Linked DNA regions of Homo sapiens: region 1 is linked to region 2. Evidence: chromatin loops called from intact Hi-C (ENCODE). Cell type or tissue: sigmoid colon. All regions are shown on one strand. Links, peaks and the distances in the headings refer to the core of each region. The heading gives the core; the rest is flanking DNA. Region 1 overlaps NHS (NHS actin remodeling regulator). Region 2 overlaps NHS (NHS actin remodeling regulator).

Region 1 (4,395 bases), core at 76-4,075, 60 kb before region 2:
AAGGTAGAACTCACTGGAGATTTTCCTCAGTAGCAAAAGCATAGAGAAATGGGAGACCCAGCTTAATTCTGCAAGGTCTCATTGGTCACACATTACAAGAGACATCTCAAACAGATCTGCCACCCTGCCCCTGCCATCCCTCCAACTAGACTTTCTGGAACAGAACATTTCTATTCCCACCATGGATATAACATTTCTGAGCACACAGGCCCCTAGCTTTGTGCTCCTTAGAGAGGGCCAAATTGGGCTCCTTCATGTAACTGGGTTGCAGAGAGTCAACGCAGCAAGGAAAGAACCTATAACTCTTTAAAATTCTCAAGAGCAATGCTTCTTAGACTGTACTGTGCGTGCGAGCCAGCCATCCTGGGCCCTGGCTGAAATGCAGATTCTGACTCAGTGGGTCTGGGGTGGGGTTGAGGGTCTTTGTTTCTAATGAGCTCCCTGACGATGCGATGCTGCTGGCTCCATGGATCCCACTTTGAGAAAGCAGGCTCTAAAATACACCTGTAAATAAAGAGAGTGGTGGCAGGGTATGCATCCCAGTTCAAATAAATGAAAACACCCTCTACTTACAGCCTCTTCTCCATCTTGAAATTACACTTGCAATTAAGAAAGAGGGTTCATGCTTGCACAATTTCACCCAAATAATGACGGCAATATTTAGAATGGATGGAAATGTGTTTCTACTTCCCAATCATGCTTAGGGAAATTCCATTTAAAAATTGCTAATTTTCTTCTCTCCAGTCTCTCCCTCTCTTCCCTTACAATCCCTCTTAACATGACAATAAGCATGATGCCCTTCAGACAGCATGTTAACCCAGCTGGATGTCCACAACTGGAGAAGCAATTCCTAAAAGGGGTAAAATGTTTCAGATCCAGCAATTCTGCTTTCTGTCCAAACAGAATGTGAGCAATCCATGCTATCCTCCGAGCCAGTCCCAAATCCCTACAGAGCTTGCTTTCTTGGCAGTCAGCAAGACTATCACTGTCTGTGCTTTCATTATCCACTCTTAGATCTTAATCATTCAGAGACATTCCTATTTTCCATGTTTGCAGGAGAAAGAAAACAAAAATGAAAAAGTGCCTTTCTCATCAAAGCCCCCCCAGAATTGGAATTTACAGAAATAGCATGTTATTGGTTATCTCGCCTAATCCTTTAGGGAACCTTGCAAAATTATTCCCTAGGGTGGATTCAATGGGTGCAGCCAAGTTTTAAATGTCCACAAAGATGAGGTTTCCCATAAATTCACAAATGTCAAATGGAACTAACTCTGATGTGTGTGTCATATGCAAAGAATTAGGAATGATCAAGAACTAGTTCCTGGAAACAGAAATGTAAGTCTTGACATTTGCTCATTAAATCATTAAAAACTCCATAAGCACAAATGGGGGTGGGGGTGGGGAGTGGGAAATGCCTTATGTTGGGAATTGAGAGATTAAGAGGCAAAGAACTTGCTAAATCAGAATTAAAAGACTGAAGAGCCCTACATCCTTATTTTAAATGAAATGAGGATGATGATGACGATGATGATGATGGGAGGTACACCAGTGATCATCTCTCTTCCTTCCCCTAAGTCCCTCAGGATGGTGGTCCCGGTGGGTTATCCTAAACCACAAAGAAATACGACTATAGCTAGAAGCAAGTGGTCAAGTGGTATTAGAGCTCTTTTAATCTGATAGCCACCCTGCCCCTTCCTGGCACTTCCCATGTTTCATGTTTTATTTCAAAGTGAAACCCAAACACACTCCGGAACATCCGGGCGGATGGTGTGCGTGTGCAAGTGCTCCTGGGTCTCAGTCCAGCTGGCCCAAGCCTCCTTGTTGTGTAAGGCCCTGGGAAGACAGCAACATGCTGTCCCCCTTACTTCTCAACAGCTTGCTCATTCATATTGGAAACTAAAATGGGCCGCAAAACAATGGAAAGACACATTTCAAAATTGTTACATTTCTTTCTTTTTTACTTTTTGGTTTCATCATAAACACTTCCCCCAAAATAAGCCTTCCATACTGGAGATGAAAGAATGAGTGGTGAGGGTTCCAGAAAGTCCAGAGGATTTTTTCTGCTGTGAGGTCTCGAGATGTCAAGGAAAGCCAAAAGCTGCATTCATTCCCATTGCTTAGACCATTGCTAAATGTAATCATGTTTAATAGCACAGTATGGCTTTTACAACCATTTCTTCAACGGCCAATCTAGTAGAACAGCTGGTTTTTCCAGGAGGCATTCGTGCAGCACAGGAAGCTGCAGCATGATGACAGTAACAACAATTATTATACATATTGAACACTTACTAGAACCTAAGCACAACACTTAGTGCTTTATTCACCCTCCTCTAATTATCACAACAAAAGCCTATGACATAGAGACAGATGAGAAAACCAAGCAACAGAGAAATACAGTAACTTGGGCAAAAGCAACACAGCTGAGAAATGGGAAAGTCAAGTTATGAACCCAGGTCTCAGCTGGCTGGGAAGCTGGTGCTTTTAACCAGAGGTTCTCAGAGTTTGCGTTAGAATCATCCAAGCCCAAGCTGCACTCAAGATCAACTATATCAGAATCTCAGAGAGTAGGACCCAGTCATCAGTATTTTCTCAAGCTCCCCAGGTGACTCTGGTGTGCAGCCAAATTTGAGAACCATTGTTCCCAGCCACCATGCTTCCTTGCCGCCAGGTAGAAAGGCTGAGCCCATCCTAGATCTTTGTTCAAGTCATCAGTAAATCTGCATGGAGAGCAAACAAGCATCTTTCAGCAGATGGAAGGATTTTGGAAAGGTCAAAGATCAGCAGAGGCCAGCATGACAGGAATTGCTGTTACAGTATGTCCCAAGGGCTCTTGCTTGGTGTGTTCAGGGCAAAAGTGAACTCTGGTAGATCAACTGGAGGGGCGGGGAGAGGCAGGCCATGACAGCTATGAGCTAACTTGGGTTGTGGCCATGCGTTCACTCCTTGTGTAGATGGGAGTTTGTGACTCTCTTTACTACAGCATCTTTTGCTACCGTAGTAGATTGTATTACTGTTTTCATCCTTATCCTTGCAGAAGGTTGACACATCCCCATCTTTGCTCTGTTGAACTCAGAGTTGGCTGGGCCACATGAGTTGCTTTGGCCAATTAAGTGTGAGCAGAAGGGTTGTGTCGCTTCTGAGCATAAACATTAAGATCAAGTGTGTGATTCACCATTTTCTCTTCTTTTATCTGTCACTTGGGCCAGCAGTGTTCTAGGCAGAGACCAATCCCATCAGCCCCAGTCCTGGAGTGAAGGAGACAGGAGAGAGCTGTAGCTGACCTGTATCAGACATTTTTCATGAGCAAGAAAAAAACATCTGCTGTTGTAAACTGGTGAGATTTGGGAGTCATTTGTTACTGGGCTGGTCCTGACTGATACAATCACCCACCCTTGAAATACTCTGATTTCATCTATACTCTAGGGAATATGGATGAGACACACCAGAGCATTTCCTTCTCCATGGAACTCTTCTCAGGAGGGAGGAATGGAGACACCTAATATTAGTTCTCCCCTGATACCTTAAATCATTTCTGAGACTGGAAAGGGCCTAACTAAATGAAATTGAATTAAAATAAATGGATTTTCTCTCTCTTACAAACAAATAGCATTTGAAATTAGACACCTAAATCCTCCTCTTCTTTCTCTCTGGTCCCCTAATTTTCCACCAAAAGAGTGAGGGCCCATTTACAACACAATAAGCCCTCTAACATTCTCCCCAATACTAGTAGTTCCTTAGGAATGAAGATTTTGAGGCAGATAGCAGCCCAACTTGACTTCCCACCCTGAAACCAGGGCCCTGACTGATTCAAAAGGAATAGGAGGCACACAATGCAAATGACACTTTCCTTCCTAAGGCTTGGAAGTAGGTAATACGCTATACTATCTGTAACAGGTGATTCACTATAGCATTGAAGACTTAGAGGAAAATTACAGATCATTTAATCCAGTGATTCTCAACCTGGCTCCAACCTCAGAGGTTCTGATTTAATTGGTCTAGAATTGGATTTGGGCATCAACATTTAACAACAAACTCCTCAGTGACTCTAATGTGCATCCTGGGTTGAAATCTAATCCCAAGTCCCTTTATTACCTCAAAGGCTTAGAGGGATGAAGGTCACATGGCTAGTTAATGGCAAAAGTCAAGACTAAAACCTTTCATCCGTGATCTTCTCACTGCAGTATGTTGCTTCTCAATGATTGTGTTTTTCTAGAAGAACCACTTGCTCCCATGAATTTAATTAAAAGAAAGATGACAATACCAATGGCTAATGTTCCTGTTGGTCTGAGTGTTCAAGGGGCGCCTCTGTGCATTTTATCCAGCAATCAGGGACAGACGTCTTCCACTAGACAGATACCCAAAAGGCACTTGCTCTTCTAGGCTTTAAAGCAGCCC
Region 2 (4,395 bases), core at 235-4,234:
GGAATTTGGGATTGATTAGGCCAAGGAGATGGAACTAGCTCAATGTTACCTCCCCTGAAAAGCTTTCCTTGGCTCTTCTCACTACCATCATTGTCTTGTTGACTTTCGATACCTGGCGTGTGCATTTAGGCTTTGGATCACATGGAATTCTGTGTGGCCCTAGAGAATCCACTTGATCACGTGGATCTGAGTCTTCTCTACCAAATAAAATGCTACATTCCTTGAAGGTACAAAACCTGTCTCAGTCCATCACAGTACCTAGCAAAGTTCCACGCACAAAGTAGGTATTCAATAAATTCAGTGGTCATTATATCAAAGAAACTCTCCAAGTTAGAAGTGAATACATATTTTGTACCTATGGAGAGGCAACATAGCAAGAGAGCCCAAGAGCACAGATTCTGAGGTCAGACTCCCTGGGCTTGAATCGTTACCCCTCAACTTCCTAACTGTGCCTCAGTTTCCTCATCTGTAATTGCTGATAACAGAAGCAACTACCTCATGGGGTTCTTATAAGAATGAATTGAGGTTATAAATGTAAAGCACCCTATCTATATAACAGAATGCCATTTGGCAATCAAAAGGAACAAACAGAAACATTACTCTCAGTGAAAGAAGCCAGTCACAAAAGATCACATATTATATGATTCAATTTACATCAGCTGTCCAGAAAAGACAAATTAATAGGGAGAGCAAGTAAATTAATGGTTGTCTGGGGCTGGGGGTGTGATTTGGAATTAACTGTAAATGGGCATAAGAGGTGACAGAATCAGATTGTGAAGATGGTAGCATTTCTCTGTAAATTCACTAAAAAAAAAAAATCATTGAATGGTGCATTTAAAATAGGTGAGCTTTCACCAGATCTGATGATTTTAAAAGTGGCGGTTTCCCCTGTGTACACTCTCTTGCCTGCAGCAATGTAACATGTGCTTTGCTTTCCCTTCACCTTCCACCATGATTTTAAGTTTCCTGGGGTCTCCTCAGCAGTGTGGAACTGTGATTCAATTAAACCTCTTTTGTTTATAAATTAAAAATAAATAAATAAATAAAATAAAATAGGTGAGCTTTATGGCATGTAAATTATATCTTAATAAAGCTGCTCTGAAAAATGTAAAGGCTTAGAGAACAGTGCCTGACCTAAAACAGGCACTAGGTAATTGTTTATGAAAAATAAATAAATAAACATTGTACTTGGGAAAATGTGGGTATAACAGTGTTCCCTGGATGCTGAACCATCTTCATCTTTCTAACCTCTTGTTCACCCAACCTCCCCCCAACAGGGATCTAAAGCTGGGGATCCTCTTCCTATGAGCCCAGGATGCTGCTAAACCCAGCCATATGTGTCTCCTTGGCTGCTACTGTCCCTCCCACTGCCAAAACTCTATGCAGTGTATTAAATGCCTCTTGTTTATAAAGCTCATGATGCCAAGCTATATTTTATTATATTGAGCCAACTGCTCTTATGCAAGTTTTCTCTTTTGGAAGGGGGTGTTGGGAGGAGGGAATGATCACACTATTGAGGAAGGGAGATTCCTTAAAACCATGACTCCAAAAGCAGCTGCTGATTACTCACAAAAACCCACACATCCTTGTCCTTAACAAATGTTATGCCACAGGGTAGCTTTAGCCCTGATCAAAACACGGACAACAATAGCCTCTTGGTCAGAAAGGAAAAAGGAGATAGAGAGGGAAGGAAGAGTTAAAGAAAGAGAAAAGGAGAATAAGATGAGAAAGAAAAAACAGTTTGAAATAGATTTACAGCAAGGCTCTGCCACATATGCAGGAATAGGGAGGGCTTAATTTGTAATAAGTCCCTGGAACAGAAAAGAGTCCCAAGCATACAATTCTTGTAAACTTGTGGCTTTAGCATCTTGCCCCAAACCATCTGCACAGAGTTCTCAGCCCTTCTGTGAAATCATCACTCCACCCTGTTTTATCTTCTGGCCTTCATTACGAACTGGCCCATTCACTTGGTTCCCATCAGGTTTCATGCTCAGTTGCTCACCATTTCCCACATTGATGCTGATGGAGTCTATCTTCCCAGCCATTTAAACACATCCATCCAAATTTTCTGAGAGGGAAGGAAATACGACTCCACCTCCTCACAGTCTCCGCAGACTTGGCAAAATGGATGCTTGGAGTCATGCCCAGACCTAGTAAGACCAACCCACTTTCCCTGTTCATACAGTAATTTATGTATGCAATCAAGCAAAAATTATTTATTGAGCAATCACACATGACAGAACCTGGCTTCCCTATCCTTAGCAGTGCTTCTCAAACTGGAGCATGCATGGGGACCTCCCGGAGAAATGCTAAAACACAAATTCCTGGGTCCCACCCCCAGAGCTACTAGTGCAGTAGGTCTGGGGGTAGAGTCCAGAGTCAGCAGTTCTAACAAGCTCCCAAGTGATGCTAATGCTTCTGGTCCATGGACCAAACTTAGAGTAGCACTGCTCCTGGGGTTACAAAGGTGAATAATAGGTGGAGTTTGCCTGAAGTAACTATAATCAATTACTGGACCCAAAGAATGCATGCACAGGCCAGGTGCGGTGGCTCACGCCTGTAATCCCAGTACTTTTGGAGGCCAGGGCAGGCAGATCACCTGAGGTCAGGAGTTCGAGACCAGCCTGGCTAACATGGCGAAACCCCAACTCTAATAAAAATATAAAAATAAGCTGGGCATGGTGGCAGGCACCTGTAATCCCAGCTACTCGGGAAGCTGAGGCAGGAGAATTGCTTGAACCCGGGAGGCAGAAGTTGCAGTGAGCCGATATCAAGCCACTGCTCTCCAAACTGGGCAACAGAGTGAGACTCCCTCTCGCGCCTGTAATCCCAGCACTTTGGGAGGCCGAGGCAGGTAGATGACTTGAGGTCAGGAGTTCAAGACCAGCCTAGCCAACATGGTGAAATCCCATCTCTACTAAAAATAAAAAAATTAGCCAGGTGTGGTAGTGTGCGCCTGTGGTCTCAGCTACTCAGCAGGCTGAGGCATGAGAATCACTTGAACCCCAGGGGGCGGAGGCTGCAGTGAGCCGAGATCTCGCCACTGCACTCCAGCCTGGGACACAGAGCAAGACACTGTCAAGAAACAAACAAACAAACAAACAAAGAAAAAGAATGCATGCACACACAAACACATGAAAAACAAAACTTTAACACCAGGTAACACATGATGAGCCTTAGGAGAGACCCAGACAGCAAGTGAGAGAAATTGAGAGAAAAGGTTGGGCTGTATGCATATATCTCCATACATGAGTTCTTCATGGGCAAAAAAACCACATTGTATTCATTTTTCTACTTCTAACACCTGGCACATAGTAGAGGCTCAATAGAATATTTATTAAATAAAAGAACAAATATAAATATAGGCATTTGTTCATTAAATTTATGTACCAAAGTTTCATGTCTTGGTTGTGCATTTCTCTGCCTTATCAAAAATCAATGAGTCAACAAGCACTGAAAGAGCACAAGGACTGTGTCAGGCCTGGAATACATTCTGTGCTGGATCCCACAATGAACATAATATACATGGTTTCTACCCTCATAAAGCTGAGAGTCTGAGGCTTCACTGTATATGATGCTCTCCATACTTTAAATCTTAAGCCCACTGGGTCCTTTTCTGAGATCTGCCTTGAATATCGCAGTCTCCAGCTCTAAATCCTGGTCTGCTGGCTATGGATTTTGGGGTAAGTTACTTAACCTCTGCTATGGTTTGGATATTTGTTTCCTCCAAAGCTCATGTTGAAATTTAATCTCCAATGTTGGAGGTGGGGCCCGGTGGGAGATGTTTGGGTTGTGAGAGTGGATCCCTCATGCATGCTTTGGTGCCCAGGAGTGAGTTCTTACTCTATTAGTTCCCATAGGAACTGATGGCTAAAAAGAGCCTGGCCCCTCCCTCCACCCCCTCTCTTTCTTCCTCTCTTGATATGTGATGCCAGGTGACTCCCTTCACCTTCCACTACGAGTAGAAGCTTACCGAGGTGCTCACCAGAAGCAAATGCTGGTGCTATGCTTCCTGCACAGCCTACAGGACTGTGAGTCAAATAAACCTCTTCTCTTTATAAATTACCCACCCTCAGGTTATCCTTTATAGAAACACAAATGGACTAAGACGACCTCTCTGTTCTTCTGTTTCCTCATCTCTAAAATGGAAATAATAGGATAACTGCCATCACAAGGCTAGAATCAAGACTGAGCTCATTGACATAATAAACTTAAAACAGCACTTGATACACAGAAAGGGGTTGTTAAATGTTCACTGTTAATTTTTGTTTGCATTATTATTATCAACACTATCTTCATCATCATTATCATTAAAAGCTGACCCCCTCAAGGGCAAGATACATCTCAGCTTATGGAGTTTGAGATAAACAAAACAGCCTTCTGGGCCTCAAAAAT

Evidence for each region. Peaks named below come from ENCODE experiments on the same cell type or tissue, not always from the same donor. Only the 100,000 strongest peaks of a DNase experiment are listed, where the experiment ranks them.
Region 1: it touches region 2 in a loop (1.8-fold over the local background); 1 of 110 quality-filtered maps calls a loop at or near these places.

Annotation. Positions count from the first base shown.
Region 1 is chrX:17,516,957-17,521,351 of GRCh38, reverse strand. All of the region lies in intron 1 of NHS (NHS actin remodeling regulator), which reads right to left. Among named protein-coding and RNA genes, the nearest start is that of NHS-AS1, 40 kb to the left of the region's middle. In sigmoid colon, for the core only: no CTCF peak of the experiment used is centred there; a DNase peak (open chromatin) is centred at 1,791; H3K27ac peaks cover 340 bases.
Region 2 is chrX:17,456,933-17,461,327 of GRCh38, reverse strand. The region is part of intron 1 of NHS (NHS actin remodeling regulator); the gene reads right to left. Among named protein-coding and RNA genes, the nearest start is that of MIR4768, 33 kb to the right of the region's middle. In sigmoid colon, for the core only: no CTCF peak of the experiment used is centred there; a DNase peak (open chromatin) is centred at 2,127; H3K27ac peaks cover 281 bases.